Regions from separate parts of the Homo sapiens genome. Here all the other regions are linked to region 3. Evidence: read pairs that join two places in POLR2A ChIA-PET (ENCODE). Cell type or tissue: CD4-positive, alpha-beta T cell. All regions are shown on one strand. Links, peaks and the distances in the headings refer to the core of each region. The heading gives the core; the rest is flanking DNA. Region 1 overlaps LOC107984486 (a long non-coding RNA gene). Region 2 overlaps DUSP16 (dual specificity phosphatase 16). Region 3 overlaps BORCS5 (BLOC-1 related complex subunit 5).

The links. Peaks named below come from ENCODE experiments on the same cell type or tissue, not always from the same donor. Only the 100,000 strongest peaks of a DNase experiment are listed, where the experiment ranks them.
Region 1: POLR2A ChIA-PET joins it to region 3 with 6 read pairs; 11 of 35 experiments call an interaction of 5 or more read pairs at or near these places.
Region 2: POLR2A ChIA-PET joins it to region 3 with 5 read pairs; 9 of 35 experiments call an interaction of 5 or more read pairs at or near these places.

Annotation. Positions count from the first base shown.
Region 1 is chr12:12,567,862-12,576,225 of GRCh38, forward strand. It overlaps LOC107984486 (a long non-coding RNA gene), which reads right to left. Exons shown (of 3, transcript XR_001749010.1): 3 at 7,274-7,493. It also overlaps the pseudogene RPL19P17. Among named protein-coding and RNA genes, the nearest start is that of DUSP16, 9.2 kb to the left of the region's middle. In CD4-positive, alpha-beta T cell, for the core only: no CTCF peak of the experiment used is centred there; no DNase peak of the experiment used is centred there.
Region 2 is chr12:12,538,242-12,546,605 of GRCh38, forward strand. All of the region lies in intron 1 of DUSP16 (dual specificity phosphatase 16), which reads right to left. Among named protein-coding and RNA genes, the nearest start is that of DUSP16, 20 kb to the right of the region's middle. RefSeq lists a silencer at 2,740-2,789. In CD4-positive, alpha-beta T cell, for the core only: no CTCF peak of the experiment used is centred there; no DNase peak of the experiment used is centred there.
Region 3 is chr12:12,438,724-12,447,087 of GRCh38, forward strand. All of the region lies in intron 3 of BORCS5 (BLOC-1 related complex subunit 5), which reads left to right. Among named protein-coding and RNA genes, the nearest start is that of BORCS5, 86 kb to the left of the region's middle. RefSeq lists enhancers at 453-1,652, 932-1,226, 7,355-7,524. In CD4-positive, alpha-beta T cell, for the core only: no CTCF peak of the experiment used is centred there; DNase peaks (open chromatin) are centred at 3,248 and 3,998; H3K27ac peaks cover 4,000 bases.

The DNA.
Region 1 (8,364 bases), core at 2,650-6,649, 130 kb after region 3:
GGTCACTCTAAGACCGTTCAGCAGAAACAGAGTGACTTGTAGAGAGTTGGTGTGTTCCCAGAGCCAAAGGAAGCCAGTGGGGCACAAAAGTATAAAACAAGGGTGGGCAGGAGCCAGATTATGTAGTACCTTATAGTGTATGGAGTTCAGATTCTATTCTGAAAGATTTAAGCAGTTAGTACATGATCTGATTTATGAAGAGGACATTTGCAATTAAGTAAGCATAAAAGGTTGCGTTTTAGAGAGTTGGGTTTTTTTTCAAGCAGATAAAAGCCTGTTTTGTTTGAATGGTCTATGTAATTACTGAGGCCACTATGTATAGACAAGAAAGGAGGAGCTTTATCTCTCGGTCTCTTCCTCCTTGGACAACATCTTGATGATCTCCTCCTTCTTGGCCTGGAGGCACTCGTCATGAAGTTTGCACACTTCCTTAGTCTTAGGCCAGTGGGCCTCAGCCTGGTCCACCAGGAGCTTCTTGCGGGACTTGTCTACCTTCAGCTTGCGGACAATTCCATGAGAATACGCTTGTTTTTGAACACAATCCCTTTCACCTTCTGGTACAGAGTGTAATACATGTGGCAATCAGTCTTCTTAGATTCACAGTATCTTCTAAGAAGCTGGCACAGAATCCTCATTCTCCTTATCCAGGTTACCTTCCCTGGCCTTTGGGCATTGGCTGTACCTTCTTGCTTACCTATGCCCAGGTGCCTGCCCTTCCGATGGTCCAAGGTTTTCTGGCATCAAGGAGCCTGGGAATGGACAGGCACAGGCTTGCGGATGATCAGCCCATGTTTGATCAGCTTCTGGATTTGCTGATGGGAGTTAACATTGGTCTCTGGGAGCCAACCAGACCTTCTTTTTGCCACAGCAAAAGACATTAGAGGAAAACTTCCTCTGAAGCCTGAGCATATGCATGGCTTCAGCTGCAGCAGCAAAAACAGTTTTAATATTCTCTATTTTTTAGGTAATATAACAGCTCCCTTTTCCAATAGGAAGAGAGAGTTTTTGACAATTTTGTTAATCTCCAAGGATCCTTTGAATGTTCCTAAGTCAAATGTTCTTAGCCTAGGATTTGTGGATTCCTAGAGAGTATATAGATGGGCTCCAGAGGGTCTAAGAGCCCCCTAAAATTTTGTGTATATATGCTTATACATGTTTTTCTGTGAGTGGGTCCCTAGCTTTCAACAGATTTTCTTTTCTTTTCCTTTTTAATGAGATGAGGTCTCCTACTGCCGAGGCTTGAGTACATAATCATGGCTCACTGCAGTCTCAACCTCCAGGGCTCAAGTAATCCTCCTGCCTCAGCCTCCCAAGTAACTAGGACTACAGGTGCAAACCACTATGCCTGGCTAATTTTTAAAACTTTTGGCCGGGTGCGGTAGCTCATGCCTGTAATCCCAGCGCTTTGGGAGGACAAGGCGGGCGGATCATGAGGTCAGGAGATCAAGACCATCCTGGCTAACACGGTGAAACCCCGTCTCTACTAAAAATACAAAAAATTAGCCGGGTGTGGTGGCGGGCGCCTGTAGTCTCAGCTACTCGGGAGGCTGAGGCAGGAGGATGGCGTAAACCCGGGAGCTTGCAGTGAGCTGAGATCGCACCACTGCACTCCAGTCTGGGCGACAGAGCGAGACCCTGTCTCAAAAAAATAAAAAATAAATAAATAAAACTTTTTTTCTGTAGAGATGGGGTCTTGCTTTGTTGCCCAGGCTGGTTTTGAACTCCTGGGTTCAACCATCCTCCTGCTTCAGTCTCCCAAAGTGCTGGGGTTACAGGCATGAACCACCATGCACAGCTGCAACAAACTTTCAAAGGATTTTATCACACACACAAAAAAAGTGAATAAGACCTACTTCACATTAAAGTCTTGGCTATACTTCTGGGATAGTAGCTGCTACTGTTATCTTAGGGTTCATGACACTGAACAAATTACAGTTCTAGAAAGAAGCAAGTTCTGCCTCAGAGATGACACTATGTTGGAGGAGGGCAATATTTACAGCAAAGTAGGAAGGAACTTCTTGGAAGAAAAATGTTAACCTGCGTGATGTGAGAACTAGAAGATACCTAGGAAATTACCTGGTACCATCTCACATTACATGTAAGAAAATGAAGGTCCAAAGAGGTTAAACGACTTGCCCAAGGTTGTATAGCTAGTTAGGGACTAAAAAGGAATTCCAAACAGGTCACCAACACTCAGCACAGCACTCTGTGCTCCCCATGGAAAGGTATACAAAGAAACTGGACTATTGAGCTTTAAAGTTTAATAGGAAATATGTGTTAAATTTTATTCAACTCAATTACACAAGTGCATGCTCATTCCTAAGGAACTGGAAGGAAAGAGGGAAGTAAAGGAGTTCAAAAATGTGTAAGTTCTCAGTCCTGAAGGAGATGAAAAACATGAATGTTAAGATGTACAATCAAAACAAAGTAAATAGCAGTAACACTTTTTTTTTTTTTTTTTTTTTGAGACAGTCTCGCTCTGTCACCCAGGCTGGAGTGCAGTGGCGCGATCTCAGCTCACTGAAACCTCCGTCTCACAGGTTCAAGCGATTCTCCTGCCTCAGCCTCCTGAGTAGCTGGGATTACAGGCACGCACCACCACACCTGGGTAATTTTTGTATTTTTAGTAGAGACGGGGTTTCACCATTTTGGCCAGTCTGACACCTGAGGTCAGGGGTTCGAGACCAGCCCGGCCAACACTCTATATTATCAGTCTATATCTGATCTTTCTGCAGCAGATTTGTTAAACAGACTCAATAAGTTATAAAAACTAGACAATTTTTCACTTATCAATTTGGCAGTTATTTTAAAAACCGGTAATCCCACAGTTGAGTTAACAATATGGAGAAACAGACTTTCTCATTAGCACTGGTGAGAATATAAACAGGTATAACTCTTCTGGAGGGCAGTTTGGCAATATGCTTATGAAAGTCTTTAAAAATGCATACCCAACAATTCTACTTTACGAATTTATCTTGGCCGGGTGCGGTGGCTCACACTTGTAATCCCAGCACTTTGGGAGGCCAAGGCAGGTGGATCACGAGGTCAGGAGATCGAGACCAGCCTGGCCAACATGGTGAAACCCTCTCTCTACTAAAAATACAAAAATTAGCCGGGAGTGGTGGCAGATGCCTATAATCCCAGCTACTCGGGAGGCTGAGGCAGGAGAATTGCTTGAACCCGGGAGGCAGAGGTTGCAGTGAGCCCAGTGAACCAAGATGGCTCCCCTGCACTACAGCCTGGGTGACAGAGCTAGAGCTAGACTCTGTCTCAAAAAAAAAAAAAAAGAATTTATCTTAAGGAAATGATAGTACTATTTTCAAAGACATGACTGAGGATATTAATCATAATAAATAATAGCTAGCATTTATTGAATATTACCTCATTTAATTCTCATAACTATTAATCTTCTCAGTTTACAGTTAACTTGCCAGTGGGACACAGTGGCTCACACCTGTAATCCCAGCACTTTGGGAGGCTAAGGCAGGCAGATCACTTGGGCTCAGGAGTTCGAGAACAGCCTGGGCAACGTAGCCAGGCCTCGTCTCTACAAAAAAACTTTAAAAAAATTAGCCAGGTGTGGCTGGGCATGGTGGTTCACACCTGTAAGGTAATCCCAGCACTTTGGGAGGCCGAGGAGGGTAGATCACCTGAGGTTGGGGGTTTGAGATCAGCCTGGGAGAAACCCTGTATCCACTAAAAAAATACAAAAAATTAACCAGGCATGGTGGCGCATGCCTGTAATCCCAGCTACTCGGGAGACTGAGGCAGGAGAATTGCTTGAACTCGGGAGGCAGAGGTTCAGTGAGCCGAGATCGTACCATTGCACTCCAGCCTGGGCAACAAAAGTGAAACTCTGTCTCAAAAAACAAACAAACAAAACAAAAAAAAATTAGCCAGTTGGGGAGGCACATGCTTGTAGTCCCAGCTACTCAGAGACTGAGGCAGGAGGATCACTTGAGCCCAGGAAGTCAAGGCTGCAGTGAGCTGTGATTGTGCCACTGCACTCCAGGCTGGGCAACACAGTGAAACCCTGTCTAAAATATCAAAGGATTTGGACTTTTTTCAAGGCAAGCAATGGAGGAGCCATTGAAAAATTTTTAAACAAGAAAGATCAGATTCACACTTTTCCATACAGAGAATGGTTAGGTGGGGCAGACGTAAAGCAAGACAGGAAACAACTGTACGAGTTAGAGAACCAAATGGAAAAGAGAAGACAGATACAAGATGATAAGCTAGAATCAAAAGGACCTTGCGACCAATTAGACATGAGCTATTAAGGGGAAAAGCAGTGTCAAGGGTAACTCCCAGGTTTCTGAGCAAATGAGTGGATGGTGGTGCTGCTTATTTTGGGAAGAGAAAAGGTAAGAAATTGAATTTTAAGCATGTCAAGTTCAAGGGGCCTATGGAACCTCAAGAGGAGTGAGTTATTGCATTTATCAATGTCCGAAGGTCAGAGGCAGTGTCTGGGTAAGAGACAAGGATTTTGGATTCATTCACCATATTCAGTTGTAGACATGAATGGCGGATGTGACCACAGGGAAAGTGAAGCAAAAAAAAATGTTGGCAATCAAGGGAATTATGAGGTTTAAAGAAGCTCATAGGCTGGGTGTGGTGGCTCACGCCTATAATCCCAGCACTTTGGGAGGCCAAGGCGGGTGGATCATCTGAGGTCAGGAGTTCGAGAACAGCCTGGCCAACATGGTGAAACCCTGTCTCTACTAAAAATACAAAAATTAGCTGGGCGTGGTGGCGCATGCCTGTAATCCCAGCTACTGAGGAAGCTGAGGCAGGAGAATCACTTGAACCCAGGAGGCGGAGGCTGCAATGAGCCAAGACTGCGCCATTGCACTCCAGCCTGGGCAAAAAGAGGAAAACTCCATCTAAAAAAAAAGCTCATAGGGAGACTGAGAAGGAGAAACTAGAGAAGTAGAAAAGAAAGCAGTGAAAATGGCTGTTACAGAAAGAGAGCCAAGAAAGTTTCAAGCAGGGCAAGAGTGTGTTTTTGGTGGGTTAATACCTCAGGGAAGTCCCCTAAGGTAAAGATGAAAATGTATTTCTTTGATTTAGCAATAAATTGACTGGGGAGAGAGTGGTTTTTGCTGAAGGCAGTCTTGCAAAGGCAAGATTGCAATGAGCCGAAGAAGGAGTAAGAAGGAATAAAATGGAAACTGTGAAATATAAACCACTGTTTCAAGAAGCTTGTTCAGAGAAGGAGAAAAGTCGGATAATCTTGTTAGAGGCAGATGTAGAATATTTAAACCCTACAAAAATCCTAATGACTTGCCAAGCAGTCTAAGGTTTTGTTTTGTTTTAATAAAACAATTCATAACAAATAGGGATTAGACAAATGAGAAATGAGAATTTCTTAGTTGCAATCTCAGGAGAGATTTTTACTACTTACAGCCGAAACTTTATTTTCAGTATTAGATGGAACACACACTTACAGCTCTTGTCAGGGTATTTTGACAAGTCTTTTAATAAAAGTGAAGTAAAATATGAATAATAATAGAATTGTCATTTCTAACCTCAGGTGTATTTATCTTTTAAAAGGCTGAAAATTACTTTTATAATTAAAAAAAATAGTGGTAGTAGGGAAAAAAGTAAATAAAAAGCTAAAAAGATTAGCAGTTGCTTATAATTTTTCTCAATTGTTGATTCACAACTCACCAAAAATTTAAATTTAAGTGGCAAATACCTATTTTTTTTTTTTTTTTTTTTTGAGTCTCACTCTGTCACCCAGGCTAGAGTGCAATGGCGCCATCTTGGTTCACTGCAACGTCCACCTGCCAGGCTCAAGCAATCCTCCTGCTTCAGCCTCCCAAGTAGCTAGAAGTACAGGAATGCGCCACCACACCTGGCTACTTTTTGTATTTTTAGTAGAGACTGGGTTTCACCATGTTGCCCAGGCTGGTCCCGTACTCCTGGGCTCAAGTGATCTGCCCACCTCCGCCTCCTAAAGTGCTGGGATTACAGGTGTGAGCCACCATGCCTGGCCCCTGTCTAATTTTTATTCTGCCTCCACAATTATCCTAAGGATTATGTCCAACTCTCACAAACTTCAGAATGAAATTAAATCTAATTCAGTTTAGCAAGTAAAGGTCTTACAGCACCTTTACTAGAAAGTCTATGCAGAAAGGCCAGGTGTGATGGCACATGTGTGTAGGCCTACCTACTCAGGAGGCTGAGGTGGAAGGACCACTTGAGGCCTGGAGTTCAAGACCAGGCTGGGCAACATAGTGAGACCTTTGTCTCTACCAAAAAAAATTGTTTTTTTTTAATTAGCTAGGCATGGTGGCATGCACCTATAGACCCAGCTACTGAGGAGGCTGAAGCAAGAGGATTGCTGGAGCCCAGGAGTTCCAGATTGCAGTGAGCTAAGATTGTGCCATAGCACTGTAGCCCGAGTGACAGAGAGAGACCCCATCTCCAAAGAAATAAATAAATAAATAAATAATCTGTGCAGGAATTGAAAAATTAAAGAATGGTAATAAAGATGCTGTAAAAGCCAAAAAATTATGAACAATTTCTTTTTTTTCTTTTTTTTTTTTTTTTTGAGTTGGAGTCTCACTCTGTTGCCCAGGCTGGAGTGCAACGGTGTGATCTCAGCTCACTGCAACCTCTGCTTCCCAGGTTCAAGTAATTCTCCTGTCTCAGCCTCCCAAGTAGCTGGGATTACAGGCATGTGCCACCACACCGGCTAATTTTTGTATTTTTAGTAGAGAGAGGGTTTCACCATGTTGGCCAGGCTGGTCTCGAACTGCTGACCTCAGGCGATCTACCCGGCTCAGCCTCCCAAAGGGCTGGGATTACAGGCATGAGCCCCTGCACCCGGCCGTATGAACCATTTCTTTAGGTGAGTTTTGCTTCTTTTTATCTGACCCTGAAGAAAATAATTGGAATGAATACAGTAATTCCCTTCCCCTTCCCCTTTCCCTTTCTTTTCGACAGGGTCTCACTCTGTCACCCAGGCTGGAACACAGTGGCACCTTCATGGCTCACTGCAGCCTCAACCTTCTGGACTCAAGTGGTCCTCTTGCCCTCTGAGTAGCTGGGACTACAGGCATGTGCCACCATGCCCAGCTAATTTTTGTTTGTTTGTTTGTTTTGTAGAGACAGAGTCTTGCTTTGTTGCCCAGGCTTGTCTAGAACTCCTGCACTCAAGCAATCCTCCTGCCTCGGCCTCCCAAAGTGTTGAGATTACAGGCATGAACCACTGTGCTTGGCTTCCTTTTTTTCTGATATAAATAATCTGTTTTTTAAAATTGCTGTTTTTGAAGGCCAGAGATTTTTTAATGTTTTTTTCATTTTCTGAGTAAACATATGTCTCAGTGTACTAAGTTTTTAAATTCACAGTGGCTTTCTGGACTAACAGTGACAACATTCAGTCACAACATTCATGTTTATAAATGTAAACATTTACCTTAGGAACAGTCTTTAACCAGTAACTGAACCTCTTGTTCAATGTTGGTTAAACAGCAAGATGGGATATTCTGACCAAAAAGCAGAAAACCGATTTTAATTAAAAATACTTTTAAAGTTTATGTAGTCAATTTTCTATTGTCTTGACACAAAAGATCTATACCTCTAGTTTAGGTCACTGAGTTTTAAGAATATCTCGGCTGGGCACAGTGGCTCATGCCTGTAATCCCAGCACTTTGGGAGGCTGAAGCAGGCAGATCGCAAGGTCAGGAGTTCAAGACCAGCCTGGCCAACATGGTGAAACCCCATCTCTACTAAAAATACAAAAATTAACTGGGTGTGGTGGTGGATGCCTGTAATCCCAGCTACTCGAGAGGCTGAGGCAGGATAACTGCTTGAACCCAGGAGGCCAAGGTTACAGTGACCAAGATCACACCACTGTACTCCAGCCTGGGTGACAGAGCGAGGCTCCGTCTTGGGGAAAAAAAAAAAAAAAAAATCTCAAACCACTATAGTGGTTTACTATATTTCTAGTTACTATAAAGAAACTGGAAATGTAATGGATTTGAAAATAAACTATCATCATGTCAAATCAAATACACCACAGGCAGCTCTTTTGTACAAGGAATATTCTGGGCTTTTAACTCTCATAACCCTCAAGAGTTAGATATTATTATTTTGTATTTTACAGTGGAGGAAACTGAGGCTGAGAAAAGTTAAAGAGTTTGCTCAAAGACAAATAGCTAGTAGCAAGTTAGGACTCGAACCCAAGTTTTCCCAAAAGGAGCTTTTGTTGAGAAGATAAACAAAAGTACAAATATAAGTTACCACCAACAAAAATTACCACAAACTTAGTTAAAAATAACATTATAGGAAATGCCACTATATTAGAAAGCACTTCTGTGATTACTGGTAAAACGTATCATTCAGATATGAGCTACA
Region 2 (8,364 bases), core at 2,607-6,606, 100 kb after region 3:
ATTTTCAGTCTCTCTTACCTGGAGGACATAGAGGCATAAAAGCTGGATTTGAGTTGAAAATAATGGTAAGAGGAGAAATGGGAAGTCAGTCATGTCACGTCATTAAAGAAAGTCAGAGACTACTGAAATTTCATAGCCAAAGAAGGACTTCCACTTAGTCTAGTGCATGTCTTCTGGCAAGTTAATAATGTCCCTTTTACAAAATGTTACATATTTATTCAAAGTCACACTATTCATCAGTGGTAAAAGACAGAAAATAGCTTCTAGGGAGTGTGCTTTCCACAACCCTAGAGAGCTTACCAAACATTCTGCAAATTTTAATAGGCTCCTGAAAAACACAGAACGCAAAATATTTCAAAAGATGAGAAATAATGCACCCTTTTAAACACTTAATGGGTGTGGCTGTGGAGAGTTGCCCTCACCAAAATGCCAGCCTGCCATGAAGTTACAGATGAAATGCCAGGCATGAAATAGAGAACCAAATGGTGAGGCAACAGCCTCGGCAGGACTCTAGTGAAGGGGGAGGAACCCTCGAAGCAAATGCTTGTCAACTTCCTGGGTCACCATGAAAATACAGTAAGACAGTTAAAGTATGTAATAAAATATAAAGCATGTAATAAATGCTCAGGTAATCCTCCCACCTATTGTAAATTCTAACATTTGCTAAAAAGGGAACAACTCAGTACATGATTAAATGGAGGAGCATTTTGGCTAACAGAGTAGCTCTGAACCTTAGTTACACATTAAAATCATCTGGGAGCTCTTAAATATCCAGATGTACCTCAGAATGATAAATCAGAATCTCTGAGGAATGGGCCCAGGCATCAGTATTTTTCACACGAACAAGCAGAGGTGGATCCTTTACCTTCTCCTAAAAAACTGTCACAAGGGACAGGTCACTTGGAAGGCAGTTTAAGAGAGAGCAGAGGAGAAATCTGGTGACACATGTAACACTGTGATTAATCTATTGCTTACGATGTTTTATATGTTGAAAGTCTGGAATTCTGAATATTTTATTATGTAAGAGATCCAGTTCTCCAATGTCACAGCCTCTATAATTTGAATAATAATAAAGGAGCACAACAATTCACTTATGATACCCAACAGAAGACTGCAAGGATATGCTGGGGCACAGAGCCCAATTAGGGTTTAATAAGACAGGGTTTATGGGTGAAGCAATCTAGTTTCCAATCTTTCTTCTTAAAAATCTACAAATGTTTAGGTGTAGATGTGTCAAGGAAAGATTGTTAAAGCTTGGGAGAGATAGAGTTCAGTGTTCACCGGCTTATGAATGCACGTTAAATAAATATCTCCACCCAGGAATTTCCCATTACTAACGGCTAATCACCATCACAAGGGCATACAGCCCTTTAGAATTCCTCTCTAATCCAATCCTGTAAAACTTCACTTAGGATGATGATGGAAACCAAGATTCGGGCCTCCAGCCAATCTATATTACATTAAATAAAGGACGTCACCACCCTTCTCAAGGTTGGGCCAGCAGTTATTTAAAAAAAAAAAAAAAAAGGCTGGGCACAGTGGTTCACACCTGCAATCCCAGCACTTTGGGAGGCCGAGGCAGGTGGACCATTTGAGGTCAGGAGTTCAAGACCAGCCTGACCAACATGGTGAAACCCCGTCTCTACTAAAAAATACGAAAAAATTAGCCGGGCGTGGTAGCATAGTCCCAGCTACTCGGGAGGCTGGGGAGGCTGAAGCAGGAGAATCACTTGAACTTGGGATGTGGAGGTTGCAGTGAGCCAAGATCGCACCACTGCACCCTGGCCTGGGCGACAGACTGAGACTCTGTCTCATAAAAAGAAAAAAGAAAATGAGACCAGGAGTTTGAGACTAGCCTAGGCAACATACTGAGACCCCGACTCTACTTTAAAAAAAAAAAAAACTAAAAAAAAACATCAGCCAGGTGTGCTGACAGGGGCCCGTAGTCCCAGCTACTAGTGAGGCTAAGCCTGGGAGATGGAGGTTGCTGCAAGGCTACTGGGGAGCTTGAGCCCGGGAGATAGAGGTTGCAGTGAGCTATGATTGCCACTGCACTCCAGCCTGGGCCACAGAGTGAGACCCTGTCTTAAAATATATAAAAATATAAATTAAAAAAATTTTTAAAGATGGTATTTAACCAGAGTCAGGAGTTTTCGTAACATATTAACATCCAATACAAGGAACACTAGGTTAGAAAATGCTCATTCAGCTATTTCCCTTGTACAGTGGGTCTAACTTGTGCTTCCTTCACTTACACAACAGTTTTTGAACATCTATACTGTGCAAGGCTTTTTGCTCAAGGAATCTTTGGAGGATACAATTTTAAAGCAATTTCATAAGATATCTATAAGGCTCCGTGAGATCACATAGCAAGAGTGGGAGAGAAAAATTTCAAGTGGTGACATCTAGAAGTCAACAGGAGGAGGTGAGGAGGTGGTCAATCCCACCTATGTATTTATTCTGGACGCTCTCCTACCCCAACTCCTTAGGGTGCTACACAATCTCTTTGTATTCACAAATAACCCCTGGTCAAGAGGTTTGGAGGGAGCGGCGACACCACCAGCCAGCAAACTTCTACTAATTCTGGAGGCAACTTCCTGTCAGCTGGTCCCTAAAGGCTGGTTGCTTCCTGCCAGGAGGCCACTTAGCACAGATTCATCTTTCTTCAGGAGGCAGACAGTTGCTTTTTTTTCTTTTCTTTTCTTTTCTTTTTTTTTTTTTTTTTTTTTTTTGAGCCAGGAGTCTCACTCTGATTGCCCAGGCTGGAGTGCAGTGGTGCTGATCATGGCTCACTGCAGCCTCAACCTCCCAGGCTCAGGTGATCCCCCCAGCTCAGCCTCCCGAGTAACTGGGACTACATGTGCACACCATCACGCCTGGCTAATTTCTCTATTTTTAGTAGAGCTGGAGTTTCACCATGTTGCCCAGACTGGTCTCAAACTCCTGGACTCAAGCAATTGACTCACCTCAGTCTCCCAAAGTCCTGGGATTATGGGCGTGAGCCACCGCACCTGGCCACTTGCTGATTCTCACTGTGGCACTGATTTTAGAGGGAAAGGCAGAGGGGAAGACAATTCATCTTCCCTTCAACCCCAGGTACACACAGTCCCCTGCCCCACACAAATACAAACATGAAGAATAAAAGAGGTACAGGCCTTGACAAGGTTACACTGACATTATTTCCACCCAACAGTATCTCCCACAAAGCGTTAAGGAGGGAAAATAAGAAACTCTTATTAAAATTAGTCTATCTTATTGGAAGGCCCAGTAAGGTAGGTAAATGGCATAAATTCTCAGGAGTTGGTCAATCTATGATAGTTGTAGTTGGAATGAGCTGTCTGTCTAGACCCATGGTCTTCAAGCTTTTCAGCTGACAGCCCACTTCAGAGTGACAAACTACCAGGTCTATGTCTTCCTAACAACTATTTCTCTGTCTACATGTGTTCCACCACAAACCCTAGAGAGAAATAACTGTGAAAAAAATTCTGTAAAGTGAGATATAACATCCAGATTAAAATGTAAATACAAGAGCACTGAAAATGTATGCACATGTAACAAACCTGCACATATACCCCAAATCTAAAATAATTTAAGAAAGGAAATGGACCCACAAAAACTTGTATAAAAATGTTCACAGCAGATTTATAAACAGCCAAAAAAATTAATCAACTGATGAATAGATAAACAAAATGCAGTATATCCCTACTATGGAATATTATTTAGCCATGAAAAGGAATTAATACTGATACCAGCTACAATATGGGAGAACCCCAAAAACGTTATGCTAAGGGAAAGAAACTAGATACCAAAGACCACATATTATATGAATCCATTTATATGAAATACCCAGAAAGGCTGGGTGCCGTGGCTCACACCTGTAATCCCAGCACTTTCAGAGGCCGAGGTGGGCGGATCACCTCAGGTTGGGAGTTAGGTACTAGCCTGACCATGGAGAAATCCCGTCTCTACTACAAATACAAAATTACCCGGGCGTGGTGGCACATGCCTGTAATCCCAGCTACTCAGGAGGCTGAGGCAGGAGAATCCCTTGAACCTGGGAGGTGGAGGTTGTGGTGAGCCGAGATCACGCCATTGCACTCCAGCCTGGGCAACAAGAGCGAAACTTCATCTCAAAAAAAGAAAAGAGAAAAAAAAAAAAAAAAAAAAAGAAATACCCAGAAAGGGCAAATGCATAGGGACAGGAAGTAAATCAGCAGTTGCCAGGGGCTGGGAGGAGTGGGAAATGGTGTATGACCTAATGTGCAGAGTTTGTTTTGGGGGTGATGAAAATGTCCTAGAATTAGATAGTAGTGATTACTACACAACTGTGAATATACCAAAAACCACTGCATTGCACACCTTCAAAGACGAATTTTACGACTGAAATTATATCTCAACTTTTTTTAAATGGTAAATTTGGTGGTATATTAATTGTATCTCAATAAACTGTCATTTTTAAAAAGGGCAGGCAGGCCAAGGCATGACTCCAGATGTAAAGAAACTAAAGACACAAGTAAATGTAGAACACGATCCTCAATTGGACCCTGTATGCAAGACCAAATATTTGTGTCCCCACTAAATTCTTAAATTAAAACCCTAAGTCCATTGTGATAGTATCTGAAACTGGGGCCTTTAGAGGGTAATTAGGTCATGAGGTGGAGCCCTCATGAATGGGATTCATGCTATATAAAAAGGACCCCCAGAGAGCTCTCTTTCTTGGGTATACGATGAGAAATTGGTACTCTGCAACCCAGAAGAGGGCCCTCACCAGAACCAGATCATGCTGGCACTCTGATCTCAGACTTTTAGCCTTCAGAACTATAAGAAGTCAATTTGTTATTTATAAGCTACCCAGTCTAAGGTTGTTATAGCAACCCAAGCAAACTAAGACTGTACTAGACAGTACAATGCTATGAAGAATGTCGTTGTGTCAACTTACAGGACTGAAATACACGTGTGGGCTAGTTAGAAGTATTAAATCAATGTCAGGTTTACTGGGGTTGACAACTGTACTGTGGGTAGGAAACTGTCCTTGTTCTTCGGAGACCTGCTGATGTGCTTGAGGATAGTGGGCCATGTGTACAACTTATGGTTCAGAAAAATGTATCATATATAAATATGAAGAGAGAGCAAGTAATAAAGCAAAGGGGGCAAACTGGTAATAGTAGATGCTGTTCTTTTATTTTTTTCTGTAAATTTAAAATTATTTTCAAACAAAAAGATAAAAAAGTAAATAGAATACACATAATCTGAGATCTAGAAATTCTACTTCCAATAATTTGTCTTATATAAATACCTGCCCAAGTATATTATGTGAAATACTTTTCCCTGTAACATGTTTATAACTGTAAAAAGAAACAACTTCAAAGTTAATGAGTGATAAATTGGCTAAATATATTATTATATCAATGTAGTATACCATATGGACATGTAAAAAGAAAGATGTCTATCTGATATAGAATGACTTCCAGAAATATATTCTTTTGTGAAGAGAAAAAAAGAATTGGTTTATCCCTAGAAACAAAACCAATAAAAAACTCAAGAAGCCTAGGAATGTTTGGATTTGGTTAAGAAAGAAGCTAAGCCTGTTCTATTTATTTATGAGGCCAGTTATTTGTATTTGTAATACAAATAATTTTCTCCCTTACAGCATTGATAATACAAGCTTTACTAATGAAAAAGGAAACTAATACAATCTTGTATGCCACTTACTCCTGTGGTTAACTCAAAGCATTTAAAAATAAATTTCGTAAAAACTCAAGTATAACATATATGCCAATAAGCATACACAAATCATGAATGTACAGCTCAAAGAATTTTTATAAGGTTAACACACTCATGTAATCACCATCCTGATCAAGAAATAGAAACCCACCTGTACTCCAGAAGTTGGCTTCATATGTCTTCCTACTACTAATCTCTCTCCCCAAAGGTAACCACGAACCTGACTTCTTATACCATGGCTGAGTTTTGCCTGTTTTTGAGCTCTTTTGTGTCTGAACTGTTTTGTACAAAATTATGTTCATATCTATGTTGTTGTAAGTAGCAAGAGTTTTTTCATGTTCACTTCTACCTAGTATCTCATTGAATATACAACAATGTATTTATCTATTCTTCCACTGATGGACATGTGGGTTGTTTCCAGCTTGGAGTTATTATGAATTGTGCTGCTATGAACATTCTTGTACATGTCTTTTGGTGAGCATAAGTACACATTTCTGTTGGGTATACACCTAGGAGTGGGTTTGCTAGGTTAAACGCATAAGTATGTAACACTTTAGTATAATAGATACAACCAGTTTTCCACAGTTATTCCAATTTACAATTCCAGAATCCATACATGAGGGTTCTAGTTGCTCTACACCCATGCTGATACTGGTATTTTCAAGTTTTTGTTTGTTTCTCAATTTTAGCTACTCTGATCAGTGTGTAGTGGTAATTCACTGTGGTTTCATTCAGCATTTTTTGATGACGAATATGGCTGAACACTGCTAGAAGCTTTAGTTTTTTTTAACCTTTCGCATTGAGATCTACAATTAGCCTATAATTTATTTTTGTAAGTGATGGCAAGCAAGGACCAAAATTAGTTTTCTTTTTCTTTTCATACAGATAGGCAATTGACGTAGGATCATTTATCGAAAGATCTTTCTTTCCACATTGCTGTAAAGTGCCATTTTAATCATAAATTAGTATCTACATATATGGGTCTGATTCAGGGCTCTATTCTGTTCCATTATCCATTCATTTATTCCACACTGTATATTCAATAGTGTGAATCCTACAACTTTGTTCTTCCTTAATATTACCTTGACTATTCTTGCCATTTGCACTGCCATATGAATTTTAGAATCAACTTATATAAACTTCTGTAAAAGTTTCAGGTATCTTTCTTAGATTTATTACCAGCATTTGATATTTTTTGATGCTATTATAAACAGCATCTAAACATTTCATTTTCTGATTACTGTTATATAGAAATATAGGTTTTGTATAATAACCTCACATCCAGTAATCTTACTAAATTTATGTTTACTTTGAGATGGATTCTCGCTCTGTCACCCAGGCTGGAGTGCAGTGGCATGATCTCAGCTCACTGAAAACCTCTGCCTCCCAGGTTCAAGCGATTCTCAGCTTGATGCCTCAGCCTCCTGAGTAGCTGGGGCTACAGGTGTGCACCACCAAGCCCAGCTAATTTGTGTACTTTTTTTTTTTTTTTTTTCCGTAAAGACAAGGTTTCACCATGTTTACCAGGCTAGTCTCAAACTCCTGACCTCAGGTGATCCGCCCGCCTCAGCCTCCCAAAGTGCTGGGATTACAGGCATGAGCCAACACGCCTGGCCACTACATTTATTTTTAAAGCATTATTTTTTAACTTACATAAAGTAAAATTAATGCTTTTTGGTGTACAGTTCTATGAGTTTTGACCAAATGTACACTGTAATGTAACCATCACCACAATCAAGATGCAGAACGTTTCCATCGCTCCAAAAAATTCAAAAACAAATCCTGGTCAAATCTTAAGTTACCCTAATAACAGATAAGAGAGTACATGGATAAATAAAGTCTAACGATATCCTATAAACTACAATCTAGCCAAAACTATATGACAGCTTCAGTCTCATTTCCTGGCAAATCTTTCCCCACCAAATTCAAAGCCGGTAAGAGAAATGGTAACCAAATCACAGTTCTAGAGCCATAATGTACCAATCTAATATTTAATATGTGGATTCTGAATATCTGAATGGAAAAGAACTTGTTATAAATGATATTGATGTAATAACAGTAACATCATGTACTTTTAGAAACCCAAATGAAATTACACTATAAAAATAAGTTATATTTCCCATGCAAAATAAATGGATAATGAAAACATCTGAGAGTTATTTATACAATATTATAAATTTATGAAATGCTATCATTTGGGGGGGAAATTCTGCACCCTCTGGATAATGATTATGTTAATGAATTCTGGTCTACTAATGATCACCCATGGTTTAGTTTTATCTTTTTTACTTTACCTGTGTTTCGTGGTTGTGTTTTTTCACAATTAAATGTCCAGCCTATGCTCAGAGGGATGGATGGTGATAAGTAGCCCCAAAGGGCCTAGATAATATTTTGCAATGAAACTGTCAGTGCTACCAAATATATTTCAATCCTTGAGTTACTGTATAACCAAAGTTAAGAATGAATGAACAAGGGTGGCTCTGACCATTATGGCAACTTTCCACAATGTAGTTCTTTGAAGCTGCCTCAGTCCTTCCATTACCTCCGCTATTTACACACCCAGGTGTTTTTAGTATTTTGTAAGAAGGGACTGGTAATGGTCAATCAAGACCTGGCAATAGGCCAGAAAGCAATATAGAT
Region 3 (8,364 bases), core at 1,610-5,609:
ATACTCCTGTTTTATCCATATCCCCACTCCCTGCCACCCTCAACTGTATATTTTATAGTAAATCCCCAGACATTATTTCATTCATAAATATTTAAGTATATATCTTTAAAAGTGAAGGATTCTTTTAAAAAATAACTTTTAAATTTGAATTAATTTTAGACTTGGAGGAAAGTCACAGAAATAATTTGAGAGTACCTATATACCCTGCCCCATGCAGCTTCCCCTAAAGTTAACACTTTACATAACCTTCGTACAATGATCAAAACCAGGAAATTAGCTTGGTACAATACTAGCAATTAAATGGAGGCCTTATTTTGAATTTTACCAGTAATTCCACGAATGAATGACTGAGTCGTTTTGAAAGATGTAGTTATAATGCTGTTATACCTAAAATATTTAACAATGATACCTTAATTCATTCAGCATAGCTGAGGTGCTGTTAAGAAAATTCTGATGTCTGGGTCTCACTCCGAACCGATTAGATCAAAATCTTTGAAGGGTGATAGGGTTAGGGCGGTGGGATGTTGGGTATTGGTATTTATGAAGGTGCTCTAGGTGATTCTAGTATGTAACCAGGGGAGAACCAGTGTTTTGGAGCATTCATTTAAAAATAAACTGACTTTGGCGGGCGACATGGCTCATGCCTGTAATCCCAGCACTTTCGGAGGCCAAGGCAGGTGGATTGTTTGAGCCCAGGAGTTCAAGACCAGCCTGGGCAACATGGTGAAACCCCATCTCTACAAAAAAGACCAAGAAAAAAAACAAACAGGCATGGTGGTGCGTGCCTGTAGTCCCAGCTACTTGGGAGGTGAGAAGATGGTTTGAGCTCAGGAGGCAGAGGTTGCGGTGAGCCGAGATCTCCACTCCAGTCTGGGCTACAGAGCAAGACCCTGTCTCAAAAAATAAAATAAACAGTTTAAAATTCTGTTTGAAGAACTTTGGGATTCACTTTGAATAGTCAGTAATTACCCAGGATTATTGCAAAACAGAGACCAGCACTCACAGTACTGAGCAATACCTCAGCAGCGTGCTCGGGCAGAGGAGGTGAGTGCAGTTTTGGGGCTTTCATTGGTGGCGTAATGTGTCCGTCTTATCTCTGTTGGTGAGTGTTAGCAAACTCCTGAATCATATCCGTCCGTCTATGTTCACCTCAGACCTAAGGGTTGAAATTAGTCACTTCCAAATGAGTAAAGCAGAGGATGTCATTTTGATCAAACACCAACTCTCTGATATTATTCCAGATGTTTCCTGGAAATTTGGTTGGAAAGATGAGGAAGTAACATAATGCTATGTGTTGACAAGTGAGGGAACTTAATAACCATGGAGAATATGTGTTAGTGGAAGTATATAACCGGGATCAACTAGAGGTCCCTAAGATTACAGTACCTGTGATCACTTAAGTCTGGATCAAAGGGAAACATGGCTATAACTATTTCTGATTCAGATAAAGGAAAATCAGAGAGTTAGCTCAGCTTTCCTTATGTTAAATTTGGATGATGCTCTTGAATGAAAAGCTTATGTTTATAGATTTGTGTATGTGAGGGAGAAGAACGGAGGTAATTTACTTTGCAATCAGGGAGTCTAGTGACATACCTTAACTACTAGTTTCTTTAATGGCGATAGGCTGACCCCTCAGCCAGCACTGTTGAGCAGCTATTGCAGACCCACCTAGTGGGGAGGTCCTTTGGGGGTTCCAGAGACATGTAACATGGTCCTTGCTCTTTGAGAGTTTAGCCTCGCTGAGGGAATGAAGATATACAGAACAGAAATATGAAAAAGGCACTGTTGAAGGGGAATGCTCATTTGTTATTTATAACTAAAGTTCTGTAAGAGTTAAAGATTGGGATATCCTGGAGCAGACGGGGTTTAAGCTAGGTCTTTGAAAAAAAAAAAAAAACCAGGATTTGGGAAATGAGAGGAAGAGGGGGGCATTGCTGCAGGGGAACAGCTTGACAGTCTTAGAAGAAAATTAACTTTGGGGCTTCAGGGACACTGAAGAAACTGGCCTGAGTTTCAGTGAGCTTGCTCAGAGAAATCTCTGCATTAAGAACCACAGAATGTTGGAATTGGAAGGACCTTAGAGACCCTCTGGTCCAGTGCTCTCATTATTCAGATGCAGAAATTAAAGGCTTTTACAGAAAGTAAGCACTTCGCCCAGGTCACACAGTGAGGTAGTGGCCAAAATTAAGTTAAAAGTGGATGAAGATCAAAGGGGATTTTTTGTTATGCAGGTGGTGCACTTGAACATGTTTACAGGATGAGGGGGAAGAGGCAGATGAGACAAGATCAAAGATGAAGGAGAAAGGGGGATTCTTAGAGCAAGATCCCTGAGGAGGCAAGAGTTGGAGCCTTGTGGGACATCTGTTCTGAGAGAACAGGGAGGACGCAGGCAAGTTTATGACAGGAGGGTCCCTGGCACAGATCGGTCACACCCAGCAGCTTGTATCCTCTGTGGAGAAGAGGGAGGTCATTTGTTGAGTGGTCATGGTGACTGGGTACAGTAATGAGTGCCATTAGGCATTGAGGGCTCAGCTGAGGCAGGGCAACTTGTATTTGCTCTTTGTATTTGCAGACAATTTGGCAGAATGGTTCTGAGCGTAAACTCCAGAGCCACACTGCCAAGGTTCAATCCTGGCTCCATCTCTGACTACCTGTGTGACCTCAGGCAAGTCCCTTAATTCTTCTGAGCCTCAGTTTCCTTTTCTGTTCAGTGAGAACAGAATGACATCCACCTCAGGTTTTCGTGAGGGTTCAATGAGTTATTCTTGGTACAGTTCTAGGGACCACGCCTGCCATGTAGTAGACACTGTAGTGTTAGCTCTTTGTTATTGCTTTAAATATAAATGATGACTAAGGAGAAAGGCCTATCCTAATTGCCATGAATTGGCCCATTTGAAATTACTTGATACCAGCAGCTGTCTAAATATTGCCCCATTTTAAGTTCTGCTCTTAACAACCCAAGTATAAGCACTAAATAGAGGCAAGGCAAAAAAAAAATTTTTTTTTTTTTAAGCCCACTGTGGTTTCCTTCAAACCCTGCAGGATTTCTTTCATGCCATGAATATGTAGTTTTTGGAATTTCTGTAGTGAATTTAACTGTTTATTCTGCTTTGTGGATAGCATACTCGTGCCTGGGGAACATGGGTCTTGAGAAATGTGAAGCTGGATGGTGGCAAACCATTAGTCCTTGGCTTCTAGGCTGTGGATACATGGCTGCCTCTGATTTGGGGGATTTCCTGTATATTGCCTCATTTCTAGTTAAGGATTCAAGTTGACAGACACTTAGTTTTAGGTTACATCTATCATTGAAATGTGGGGTAACTGAAAAGCCAACCAGAAAGGAGTGTGCTTCCTCCCCAGGTGTGGTTTCCCTGGGGGCGAGGGATGAGGCTGGTGGCAAATACGCAGCCCCAGGAAGATGCAGCACAGACTTTTGGAGCTTCTCTTGTCACTTCCCTGGGTCTTACTTCTGCCTCATTCTAGTTGCTGTCAGTGGGTAAATGTGTTCATAGATTAGAACAAGTTGCAGCACAGACTTTTGGAGCTTCTCTTGTCACTGCCCTGGGTCTTATTTCTGCCTCATTCTAGTTGCTGTCAGTGGGTAAATGTGTCATAGATTAGAACGCCTTTGTAACTAAGATAAAGCCACAAGCTTTATTTTGTTACAGTTCCTGTGTGCTTGCTTGAAGGCCTTGAGAGTACATTCATGATATGATTCTAGTAACTCCTGTTTTAATTCTTAGATGTGTTGATAAGCATAGTGTATTGACATAAACCAGTATGAAGCATGGAGGGGGTTCAGATGAACTGGTAAGAAAAACTTGCAATCCTTGGAAAGCCATATGATTACACAGGATTATGAAGAGGCCCTAAGGTTTCTCTAATTTAGCCCTTTCATTGTGCAAATAAAGAAACCAAGGATCTTCGAGTGTATATGGGATTTGCTGGGTATCTTTCCATTAGATAATGACTAAGATGGTATTAGAAGGTGAGTCATCTTTTCCACTGCACCATACTACTTATGTTCTGCCTCTTTGGAGTCCTTCATTTCATTTTTGGTTATTCCTTTTTTTACATGGTAGGTCCTCAACTGGTGTTTGAAGGAATGCACGAGAGTTGCCATTCATGGGCCTGCACACAGGGCTGGGCAGGGATTTCTTTCTGTCATCGGTACCGTAATGTTTAAGACCCAGCTGGAGTCATTTTCCAAGTATTTGACCTGACTTCCTGTACTGTGTGTCCTCCCAGGGAGAGAGACTGATCCAGATTAAATGAGTAGTTCCGAGTGTTGCACAGAGCATCACTGTCTGAACTGGCATTAGCATTCACTTTGAGCTCCTTTGGTTAAAAGCCTGGTTAGCGTGAGCTGTTGGCCAGGTGAAACTGTTGCTATCGCCCTGACACTGTGAACCGAATCTCCTTTAAATGACAACATTGTTAGAGTCCTGTGGCCGCTTTTAAATATATTTTGGCTTCAGTTGCTTCTTTCTTGACCTGAAATTATAAAATGAGTTGGGAGTACCTATTGCAAAGCTGCAAATTTTGACAAGAACATTGAGATGTCGGCTTCTTTTTGCTGAAATCCTGAGGCAAGACATTTCAAGAAAATTTTATGTTCCCATAGAATGTCACAAGTTACTCTGGCATCAATTCCAGGTTGAAACCTTACAGTGTAATTATAGTTTCCCCCCTTCTTGTCCTTTGGGCAACCTTTCTTTTCTGTAAGAAATACAACTGGTCCCCTGGGTGGCAGGAAATCCAGGTGGGGGAGTGGGCTGCTTCTGGTTCGGCGGACTGTAAGGTATGCTGCACAGGGCTTCCTTGGGCCTGGCCCCACACTTCCTTTGCACCAGCACTGTCCTGCCAAAAGCCAGAAATCCTGGAAGAGGGCCGAATCTAGTTTATTACTTGCCTGTTGGAAATGTAGGCTTGTGTTTTTTGGCAAGGCATGAGCAGAGCCCGGTTATTTGACTGCTCTGAGATTTAACTCCATTCCGCTTTTGGACAATGACATATGAGCATGTGTGAACAGCAGCCCCATTTCCCCCCAGTTTGCCTGCCCTAGACATGCCCTCAGACAGCTGGCTCTGCCAGCTTTCCCAGTGCCAGGTTCTAGAGCCCCTGTTCTTCTCCCTCCCCTGCTCATTTCCAGTCCACCAGAGCGGGCAGTGTCAGAGGTCCCATGCAGCCTCCTCTCTTGTGAGGAACCCCAGAGCACCTGTAGTCTCTAAGCCAACTAGCCAGTATTGAGGGCTCCTGGGTTATGGAAATGAAACCAGGGCTGGGAAAAGATATTCCCTGTCCTGTATCACTTCCAATGAAGAGAAACAAGAATTTTAGCAAATTGAACATTGCTGCAGTGCCTAGAACAATGCCTGGCATGTAGTAGATGTTGAATAAATACTTGTTTAATGAACAACTTTATATTCTTCAATTATCTCATCCTAGGGACTGATAAGTTTTCTCATTCTATCAGAGAAAATAAAGGTTATGAGGGTTGCATTAGGTAGAGTAAGCTAGGCTACAGCTGTAAGTAGACTCAAAGATGTGTAATGGATCAAATGCAACAGAAGTTTATTTGTTGCTCTTGTTCAAGGTGGGTGTTTCTGGTTAGCAGGTGACTCTCCTCCATTGAGTTCAGGGACTCAGTTTCCTTCTATCTTGTGGCTCTGCCGTCCCCAAAGACCACCTTGCTGATAGTGTCCAGTGGCAAAAGGGAAAAAAGAGTGGACTAGCACAGTTAGGAGGTTCTTACGGGCCAAACCTATGAGTGTTGCCTATGACTTCGGCTAGAACTCAATTACATGGCCACAGCTAACTCCAAAGAGGCTGGGAAATACAGTCTATTGTGTGCCCAGGGGTACACTAAATTTTGAACATCTGTGTCATCTTCGAACTTAGATTCCTAAAATGCATCTGCAGCCCAGCTTTGAGATTCAGAAGGCCTGATGCAAGGTTCCATGGTAAATTTTGCTTGGTTTAAGTCCTCCTGCCAATGAAAACCAAGTGACATTAGGAACAGATCTAACAATAAGTTAAAAAAAAATCAAGCTATAATAGTTTATATTCAATATGATTTCAACTGTGTTAAATATTCTGTTTGTTTATTTTAGAGCAGGGTTGTCCAATATTTTGGCTTCCCAGCCACATTGGAAGAATTGTCTTGGGCCACACATAAACATATTAATGCTGAGGATAGCTAATGAGCTTAAAAACAACAACAACAAAAAAAACTCATAATATTTTAAGAAAGCTTACAAATTTATATTAGGCCACACTCAAAGCTGTCCTGGACTGCATGCAGCCCACGGCCGAACAATCTTGTTTTAGAGACAGGGTCTCCCTGGTCTCCTTCTGTTGCCCAGGCTGGAGTGCAATACCACAATCATAGCTTCCGGTAGCCTCAAACTCCTGGGCTCAAGTGATCCTCCCACTTCAGCCTCTCAAGTAACCAGGACTACAGGTGTGCCACCTACCTGGCTAATTTTTAAATTTTTTTGTAGAGACAGTGTCTTGCCATATTGCCCAGGCTGGTCTTGAACTCCTGGCCTCAAGCAATCCTCCTACCCACCTCCCCAAAGTGCTGGGATTACAGGTGCGAGTCATCGTGCCTGCCTATGTTAAATATTCTTAATAAATGATTAGACAGAAGGTAACATGACAGTGACTTAATTGTGGTTGCCCTTTAGAGATGAGATTATCAGTGGTATTTTGTTTTAGCCTGCTTCTGTTTTTCTGTATTTTACAAGATTTCTATCTTGAACATGCATTGCTTTTTTTTTTTTTTTTTTTCAATTTGAAATACCTTTTTTTTTTTTTTTTTTTTTTTTTAAACTGATGGGTAGGCTCCATCTTCAGAGATTCTGAGCCAGTGGGTCTGGAGTAGGGCCTGGTACTTGCTCTTTTATTTTTTAATTTAATTTTTTTACAGAGAGTGTCTTGTTCTGTCACTTAGGCCAGAGTGCAGTGGCACAATCATAGCTCACTCCAGCCTCAAACTCCTAGGCTCAAGTGATCCTCCTGCCCCAGCCTCCCCAGTAGCTAGGATTACAGGTGCGTGACACTATGCCCAGCTGACTTTAATTTTTTTTTTTTTTTTTTGTAGAGACAGGGTCTCGCTAGGTTTCCCAGACTGACCTTGAACTCCTGGCCTCAAGCAGTCCTCCCACAATGGCCTCCCAAATGCCAGGATTACAGGCATGAGCCACCATACCTAGCTTCTGTTTTGTTTTGTTTTGTTTTGTTTTCTCACAGTATGTGAATCTCATAAGAGTTCCATCTCCCTGCCTGCAGCTTTTTGACTCACCAGGATAGGAATATGCCTCTGAGAACTTTTTACGCACATGCCTTTACATGTCTGCTTCATTTATGAACTAGTCAGCTCTGTGTCAGGCCCTGTTGTAGGTGTCGAGGAAATATCACTACAAAACAGACAAGAATCCCTCCTTCAGAGACCTTACATTCCATTGTGGACACAGACAATAAACACGGTAAAAAAATAAGATAGATGGCATGTAAGATGGTAAATACAAGAATAAAAAAAAAAAGTAAGGGGATATAAAATGTCAGTAGGGTAGAAATTTTACATGGGGTGACACAGAAGGCCTTCCCAGAAAGGAACTTTTAATATAAAGACCTGCTGGTCAGTACAGAGCTAGCCAGGAGACTCTTCTTTATAACTCTGTCTAGATCTGAAATTTATCAGGTTATTTGACCAATGGCAACCCCAAATCCCAAGATTCTGTTCTTTACTATCACCCTGCTCACTGTCGTGTTTATCTGAATGTTCTGAACTAGAGTCTTATTTGCTATCTCTGTTGTTAGTTGGTAGGAGACTTGCAGATCTATACTCCTTTTAAAAACATCTGAATTGTTTTAGATCTCAGGGACTCCCAAAGGATTTCATCAGGAGGTGTCCCTAAAGCTTGAAGCAGCATTTAATTTTCTTCTGCCCACGTTGACAGACTGACTATAGTATTATAAGACTTTAGTTGACGTCCTGGCGATCCTCCATAGTTTTCATTTACACATGAGTAGAGAGCATTTCACTTGTCTAAGGTCCTTTCACACCATTGCTGGAAACTGCCCATGACAGCCAACCTGCAGCCCAGAGCAAAAGGCATAATGAATGTGGAAGGACTCTGCAGGACCATACGGAGCTATGTAAAAGAAAGGATTATTTTGGGGGTGTAAGAGTCATTTATATCAAATGCAGCCAGACAAGGAGGGATTGCAAAATGTTATTCTGTAGAAGTATGAGCATTAGTGGCGTAATACAGCATCATTACAGTGATGGTTTCTTCCTGTATCCCAAAGTCCCCCAGCCTCCTCTCTTCCCCTTTCTACCTGGAAGTTTACGAATTC